Linked DNA regions of Homo sapiens: all the other regions are linked to region 2. A link is an interaction called in ENCODE POLR2A ChIA-PET data of the cell type or tissue named here. Cell type or tissue: GM12878. All regions are shown on one strand.

The links. Peaks named below come from ENCODE experiments on the same cell type or tissue, not always from the same donor. Only the 100,000 strongest peaks of a DNase experiment are listed, where the experiment ranks them.
Region 1: POLR2A ChIA-PET joins it to region 2 with 8 read pairs; 2 of 35 experiments call an interaction of 5 or more read pairs at or near these places.
Region 3: POLR2A ChIA-PET joins it to region 2 with 5 read pairs; 2 of 35 experiments call an interaction of 5 or more read pairs at or near these places.

Annotation. Positions count from the first base shown.
Region 1 is chr4:71,260,699-71,263,198 of GRCh38, forward strand. All of the region lies in intron 3 of SLC4A4 (solute carrier family 4 member 4), which reads left to right. Among named protein-coding and RNA genes, the nearest start is that of SLC4A4, 75 kb to the left of the region's middle. In GM12878, no CTCF peak of the experiment used is centred here; a DNase peak (open chromatin) is centred at 1,313.
Region 2 is chr4:71,004,853-71,007,352 of GRCh38, forward strand. The region is part of intron 2 of DCK (deoxycytidine kinase); the gene reads left to right. Among named protein-coding and RNA genes, the nearest start is that of DCK, 12 kb to the left of the region's middle. RefSeq lists enhancers at 1-79, 1-31, 1,552-1,691. In GM12878, no CTCF peak of the experiment used is centred here; a DNase peak (open chromatin) is centred at 1,505; H3K4me3 peaks cover 878 bases; H3K27ac peaks cover 1,981 bases.
Region 3 is chr4:71,187,589-71,190,088 of GRCh38, forward strand. All of the region lies in intron 1 of SLC4A4 (solute carrier family 4 member 4), which reads left to right. Among named protein-coding and RNA genes, the nearest start is that of SLC4A4, 1.6 kb to the left of the region's middle. In GM12878, no CTCF peak of the experiment used is centred here; no DNase peak of the experiment used is centred here; H3K27me3 peaks cover 343 bases.

The sequences.
Region 1 (2,500 bases), 260 kb after region 2:
TGGTTAAGAGTGCATATTTGAGCCAGATTACTTGAGTTTGAATCCCAGTTCATACCAGCAGTGTAACCTTGGTTATTTACTTAACTTCTTTGTGCTCTAGTTTCCTCATATGTAAAAAGGGGATGATCGATTTTAATCATAGTATTCTGAACATGAAGTGAGCACTGCATGTAGTCAGCAATAATGGTTAGCAGTTATTATTTTGAGTTACTATGATTGCCTTCTTCAAGCTTATCTTTTCCTATCCATCATACACAGGTAATGCCAAAAACTTGAGGCTAAAACTCTGTAGAGCTTAATTCCTTGTAAACAATAACCACTATTCTTTAAGCTCTTCTGGTCTTTTCTGCCACAAATTCTCACTAGGCGTTCTTTTGCTTTAGCTGTCGGCTTGGCTCTTGGCTCCTAACGGCATATTTGAGAGAAGCAACCTAAATTCAGTCTCTTATCTTGCCAGTGAGTGTCAGTCTGCACGTTGGCTGGCAGGTGAGAGGACCAAGGGAACAAGGACTTCAAGGGGCAGAGGTGCTGTCTCTTGTGCTGCTCTTTTTTGTGGAATACTGCCACCAGCAAGTGGCTTGGTGTACCAAGGGTGTCCTTGAATTTAGTCGGCAGTTGTAATTCCCCGTTCTGGATGCCTGAAATCAAATAGACTGTTCTGTCTTTTACAGGAAGGATCTCTTTCTGGCTCTTTCTTTGTGTTTCTTTGTGAAATTAATCTGGTTAAGAAGGGCTGTTGGGTGGGACAAGTCAGCAATTTGGAGGCAGTGTTGTGCAGAAAGGAAAAATATTTGGCATACTTGTGTTTTTGATGGCAATGGGTTGGCTCAACAATGTTGTGTTTTGTGTGGTACAAATAATTGTTGTTTATTCCTCTGTGATGCTGATGAATACAAGAGGACTGTGTCATAGTGCTTCTGCTTCTTTAGCCAGTTAACTGCATAAGTCTCTTAGAGAGCCTTGAGTTTCTGAAATGCAGCTCTCTTGAAGTCACCTTGAAGTGCCCTTCAAATGGCAGATTTTACACTATTCATTTCTTGTTGCCACTGGCTATTCTATTCTAATAGTTATTCCATGTTATCATGCCATGAGATGTTATGAGTAGTGTGTTTACACGTGTCATGGGAGAGTTGATGTTGTTGCTATTTATAGTGACTTATGAGTTCAGGAGACCTCAAAGGGTTCTAGTGTACTCCACGTGCTGGGGTGCTCAGGGCTAAAAAGAGATTGTGACTTAGGGTGGAAAATGGGGGGAAACCAGAATACTGTGCAGAATTTCAGTGTGAAATTTACTTTAGTGAAGTAAATGGGGTATAAATGACTGTCTGCCACAGGCATTACCACCTAAGCGGAAGGCAGGTCACATCCTGTGGTTTGGGATTCAAATTTACAAGGCAGGAAGCTTGAATGTGTATTTGTGAGTTTGTGTGAGTGTGTGTGATTTGAATGCACTGAAAAAAAGAAAGGTATTGGCAAGGGTCTTCTTGAAATAGTATTCTGTTTAGGAATTTTTTCATATAGAAGGAAATAATTCTTAAAGAACAAGGGTTCTTAATACCAGGGATTTAAATTCAGGGCTTTATGAGTGTGAACTCATAAATGCAGAAGTAGTTGGGGTGAGGGACCACGGGCCTACTCTATAAATAAATTCTGCGGAATTCTTCCATGACCACAATCTGGAGGCAGGAATGTTAGGCTCTTTTAATAACTTTCCCATGGATAGGAGTCTTACTTGACTTTTCATCACTTTTATAGAGGTGTTGCGAGCAAGGAGTCTCCATTTTCCTGGTTAATATAGAATCAAGATCCAAGTTATCCTTTATCCTTCTCTGTTGTTTTTCTTCCATAGCCAGCCATGCACTGAGCGCTGTTGGTTTTTCCTTCAAAGTTTCTCTTATGTCTGCCACTTCCTTTGAATTCCTAAGGCAATACTTCTTATTTGGAATTTCAGCGTTAAGTTCATCCTTGAAATAGAAGGGAGTTATTTCAGACAAGGCTGCCAGACATCTAAAATATTAGTTCTATAGTCTCTCCTTAATTAAATAACAAACAAACAAACAATCCTTTTTTTTTTTCTAGCAAACAGTATTTATTCCCCTTTCCCCCCGGGTGTCATTTCTTTGGGAATAGAAAAATGACCTTGTTTTGTGTATCTAGCCAACAATTCTTTTTTTTTTGTTATACTTTAAGTTCTAGTGTACATGTGAACAACGTGTAGGTTAGTTACATATGTATACATTTGCCATGTTGGTGTGCTGCACCCATTAACTCATCATTTAACATTAGCTATATCTCCTAATGCTATCCCTCCCCCCTCCCCCCACTCCACAACAGGCCCCGGTGTGTGATGTTCCCCTTCATGTGTCCATGTGTTCTCGTTGTTCAATTCCCACCTATGAGTGAGAACATGCGGTGCAAACAAACAATCCTTCTATTGCTCATCATTACTTAAAGTAATGAGTAAAGCAACAATGTAACAAAGTTTCCTCTGCTACTTTCA
Region 2 (2,500 bases):
GGCAGTGAGAATTTCAAGCCAGTGGATCTTAGCTTGCTGGGCTCCGTGGGGGTGGGATCTGCTGAGCAAGACCACTTGGCTCCCTGGCTTCAGCCCCCTTGGCTCCCTGGCTTCAGCCCCCTTTCTAGGGGAGTGAACGGTTCTGTCTCGCTGGCATTCCAGGCACCACTGGGGTATGAAAAAAAACTCCTGCAGCTAACTCCGTGTCTGCCCAAATGGCTGTCCAGTTTTGTGCTTGAAACCCAGGGCCCTTGTGTAGGCACCCGAGGGAATCTCCTGGTCTGCGGGTTGTGAAGACTGTGGGAAAAAGCCTAGTATCTGGGCTGGATAGCACCATCCCTCAAGGCTTCCCTTGGCTAGGGGAGGGAGTTCCCCCACCCCTTTCACCTTCCAGGTGAGGCGATGCCCCACCCTGCTTCTGCTTGGCCTCTGTGGGCTGCACCCACTGTATAACCAGTCCCAATGAGATGAATTGGGTACTTCAGTCGGAAATGCAGAAATCACCCGTCTTCTGCATTGGTCTCACTGGGAGCTGCAGACCAGAGCTGTTCCTATTTGGCCATCTTGCCTGGGAATCTAAAAGTTTTTAAAAAGTTAAATAATAAAAGTTTTAAAAAATCTAACAGCAAATTAAATTCCTTCATTGTCTTTTCTAATTTTTTTTTTTTTTTGAGATGGAGTTTCGCTTTTGTTGCCCAGGCTGGAGTGCAATGGCTCGATCTTGGCTCACCACAACCTCCGCCTCCCGGGTTCAAGCGATTCTCCTGCCTCAGCCTCCCAAGTAGCTGGGATTACAAGCATGGGCCACCATGCCTGGCTAATTTTTTTTACTAGAGATGGGGTTTCTCCATGTTGGTCAGGCTGGGCCCAAACTCCTGACCTCAGGTGATCCGCCTGCCTCAGCCTCCCAAAATGTTTGGATTACAGGCCTGAGCCACTATGCCCAACCCTTCAGTGTCTTTTCACATTTTGTTTAAAAACAAGCAAATAAGGCCGGGTGCGGTGGCTCACACCTGTAATCCCAGCCCTTTGGGAGGCCGAGGCAGGTGGATCGCCTGAGGTCAGGAGTTCGAGACCAGCCTGGCCAACATGGTGAAACCCTGTCTCCACTAAACATACAAAAATTAGCTGGGCGTGGTGGTGGGCGCCTGTAATCCCAGCTACTCAGGAGGCTGAGGCGGGAGAATTGCTTGAACCCGGGAGGTGGAGGTTGCAGTGAGCCGAGATCGCGCCATTGCACTCCATCTCAAAAAAAAAAAAAACAGAAAAAACAAAAACACCAAAAAAAAAAAAAAAAAAGCAAATAAGAAAAAGAAAAACTACTATTCAGTAACTGAATTTTACCTTTCAAGCCTTTTGTCATTTACTCTCATTTCTTTTTACTTTCATTCTTGCCAGACTTTCACTCTGGGCAGAAGTTGTAATTTTGCAGCATTTTACCGTTCTGCACTGCAAATGAGGAAGAAAGAGAATGACAGAGTTCAGTGTCATTTTTTTAAATACCAAAATGTATGGTTGTATGTGTGAGAGAGACGTTGCTAAGATTTTCGTTTCTGGAGAAATGAGAATTGAAATTGAAAGCAAGGCCAGGTGTGGTGGTTTATGCATGTAATCCTGGAATTTTTTTTTTTTTAAGTGACAGCAAGTTTATTAGGAAAGTAAAGCAATAAAGAATGGCTACTCCATAGGCAGAGCAGCCAATCCCAGCACTTCGGGAGGCTGAGGCCAGAGGATCGCTTGAGCCCAGGAGTTCAAGACCAGCCTGGGCAACATAGGGTGACCCCGTCTCTACAAAAAATTTAAAAATTAGCTAGGTGTGGTAGCCTGCACTTGGGGTTACAGCTACTTGGAAGGCTGAGGTTGGAGGACTGCTTGAGCCCAAGAAATTGAGACTGTAGTGAGCCATGCTCATGCCACTGTACTCTAGCCTGAGTGACAGCAAGACCCTGTCTAAAAGAAAAAAAGAAATTGAAAGCAGTAAGGCAGAAACCTTAAAAATGGAAATGTATGCTAACAACTTACTTTGATCTGAGGAGTACAGAAAATTGAAAAAAAAGTATCTAAAAAAATTTAGCTGTTGGTATAAGGAATTCTGGGAATAATAATTGAATATTTAAAATGTAAATCACATATGCAAAGAGGAATCACTAGCAAGATATTCCATGGACTTTGAGAATATATGGTTTTGAATAACCAAAAATACTTTTTCATACACCTTCTATTTGCCAGGCATAGCTAACTTTAGACCTAGGGCCTAATTCAGTACACCCCAATCCTTAGGATATCCAGGACTAAATCTTAAAGGGGCTTTCTTCCCATATAGACCTCATTATCTTAAGAAATTGATGTTTTATATCTGATTTTTGGGGAAAGGCAAGGTTAGTCTACAGTAGAATTTTAAAGTGGGTAAATTTGTTTATTTGATTCTTTTTAAAAACATTTTTGACATGATATATCTGTAGAAAAGTAGGTAAAAGCTAATGTACAGTTTGAAGAACAG
Region 3 (2,500 bases), 180 kb after region 2:
GCTGCTTCCGCGGAAAAGTATTTTTTTTCCTTCTTAGGGTTTAGAGGAAGAGTTTGGGTGGTCTGCTTCTCCCTCACTGCTAAGTCCCCTGCGCGCAACTGGGCGTCTTTACGAGGACTGCGGGGCCAGTTCTGCGGCGGGCTGGGCTCGGGCTCAGTGACACGTGTGTTGCTGTGAGCCTGGGTGGTCGCCCTGTGACCAGGCACCTGCTTGAGAGGAACACATCCCTAAACCCATCACAGGGGGAGATTTGGGGACTCTTGGTGCTACCGAGGCCGCGGCCCCCACTTCACTGCCAGCTCCAGGACGGAGCATTTACATCTCTCCCTGGCACGCCAAAGGCGGGGGGTGAGTCAGGCAGATTCTCTGCAAGTGGCACACACACATTTATTTGCAATGGATTTGGCTAGGGGAGGCATAGGTTAAACTGGAATTTCTCTTGGCCAGCGACAACGGAGCTCTCCCTCAGGTACTGGGCAGCATGTGAGTCTTGGCAAAGAGAGGTGATTTCTTTTTTCTTAAGTGCATTTTACTCAGCCGTTGCCAGTCCGTTAATAAGTCACCAGAGGAAGGCAGGACCTGGGAACTACATCAGCAAACCGCAGCAAGCACCATAAAGACAAAAGTTCTTATAGAACAAAAAGAAAAACTTGAACTTGACGTGAAAGATGGAGGAAGCAGTTCTACCTCTCTTCTATCACTTTTTTCAGCGCCCTGTAAAACTGTTTTTTTCTATCCTTCCTTCCCTCTCAAGGCCCTACCTTCTCAGCATAATTGATCGCAGCAAGCTCTTTCCAACTTGACACTGAAGAGCAGCGACCCCTTTGGCTTACCCTCCCCATTTCTTTTCCTGGTTCGCTTCAGTGCCCTGGAAAGTTGCTCCTAATGAGAAATCAAGAACACTGGGCTGTACTAAACGCTCATTGTCTCAAATCCTGCAGCAGTTCCTTTCCTAAGAGACACTGTGTTGTACTGTATTTCTCTTTTTTCTTGTATCTTGGGACTTGGAGTTGTAATACTACCTGAATTAAATTAATTAAAGTGTACATTGCTCATTTGGGCTTTTTTTTTTCATTGTGATTTCAGTAGATTCGTCAATGCCATTAGAACAATATTCAGTAGCTTTTTATAGCCAATGTGATGTCTTTTGAAAACGTTTCTGACTACAGCTCTCTTTCTTGTGTCTTTCATATTAGCATGTAAATAATTTACATGGTCATTTTAGTACTTAGACTGAAGATATTAGTATAACTTCATTCAAAGGAAGTGTGCCTGTTTATTTTTCTATAACTTTTATAGCTGAGAAAAAACTTTTACTTTCATTTTAAAGTTAAAAGTACTGATAGGATTCTGGTCTTTGTGGTAGATCTTGAAATTGAATGATTTGTTTTAACTGTATCCCACACTGTCAAGTAAGATGACAGAGAAACTCTCATATATGTAGATGGAGACAGGAAAGCAGTACCACTACATTATGAGCTGTTGAGGCAGAGAACATTTGTAGGAGTGGGGGTGACAAGGACAAGATGGGATATTTTGATAGTCCCAGCCATGTTAAAAAAACTGAAAACTAAGAAACCCCCAACATTTTGGATTTAAGTGTACTTCAGAATGAGGGTTTTGGTGCCATTTGCTCTTTTGGGGTCATTTCTGGAGACTTAAAAACATACATTAGACACCTTACCCAATGAGATTGACAGAATGTACTCTCAGTTTAGATTAATGTATTTCTTTTAGTTCACGTAGTCAATATTAAATAATTTTAGATGTTTGAATGTTAGTACTATGATTTCAGTCTTCTAAATGATTAAGAGACATTTTGGATTTACAAAAATGTTGTGTGAAAGAAATAAAGGCAATCAGATTTAGAGGAATAATGCGATAGAAATCGGGTAACCTTTGGGACAACTTCCAGTAGGCCCTGATGGTAATCTCATTTTTCGCTGAGTGCTGGCAGGTACAGTTTTGAGGTTCTGATCCCTTGTTCCGATAACAAGAGTGATATCTGGCCATAGCTTACATCTTAAAGGAAAAGACAACACTTAAAGAAATGCACACTAGCTGGTGAATCATGTAAATAAACAGGATTCCTTGCCTGCCTCTGTGAGCGCTGTAGACCTCATATGAGGACTGCTATTGTTAGAGGAGAAGCGTCCTGAGAGACTCTGCTGGACTTAAGTGTGGCGAGATACATATCTGTTTCTTGGAGTTTCTTTGTGTTTATTTAAAATAATATGAATGAAATCTAAGACCAGAGTTGATAGATAAGATTGGGAGTGGAAAGAACAAACTGAGAAGAGGAAAATCTAATGATGATTAACATTTCTAAGTGTTTTTTTCTTGATTGCTAAATGAAGGAATCAGAATGCATGATTTGATGGGACAAAGGAAGCTATAAGCAGAACATGGATCTCAGTTGATGCTGTTTCCAAGGACAACCTGTGACTTATGAAATTTATGTATTTTTAGGGAGTCATTTAGCAAAATGGATAAAGAACAT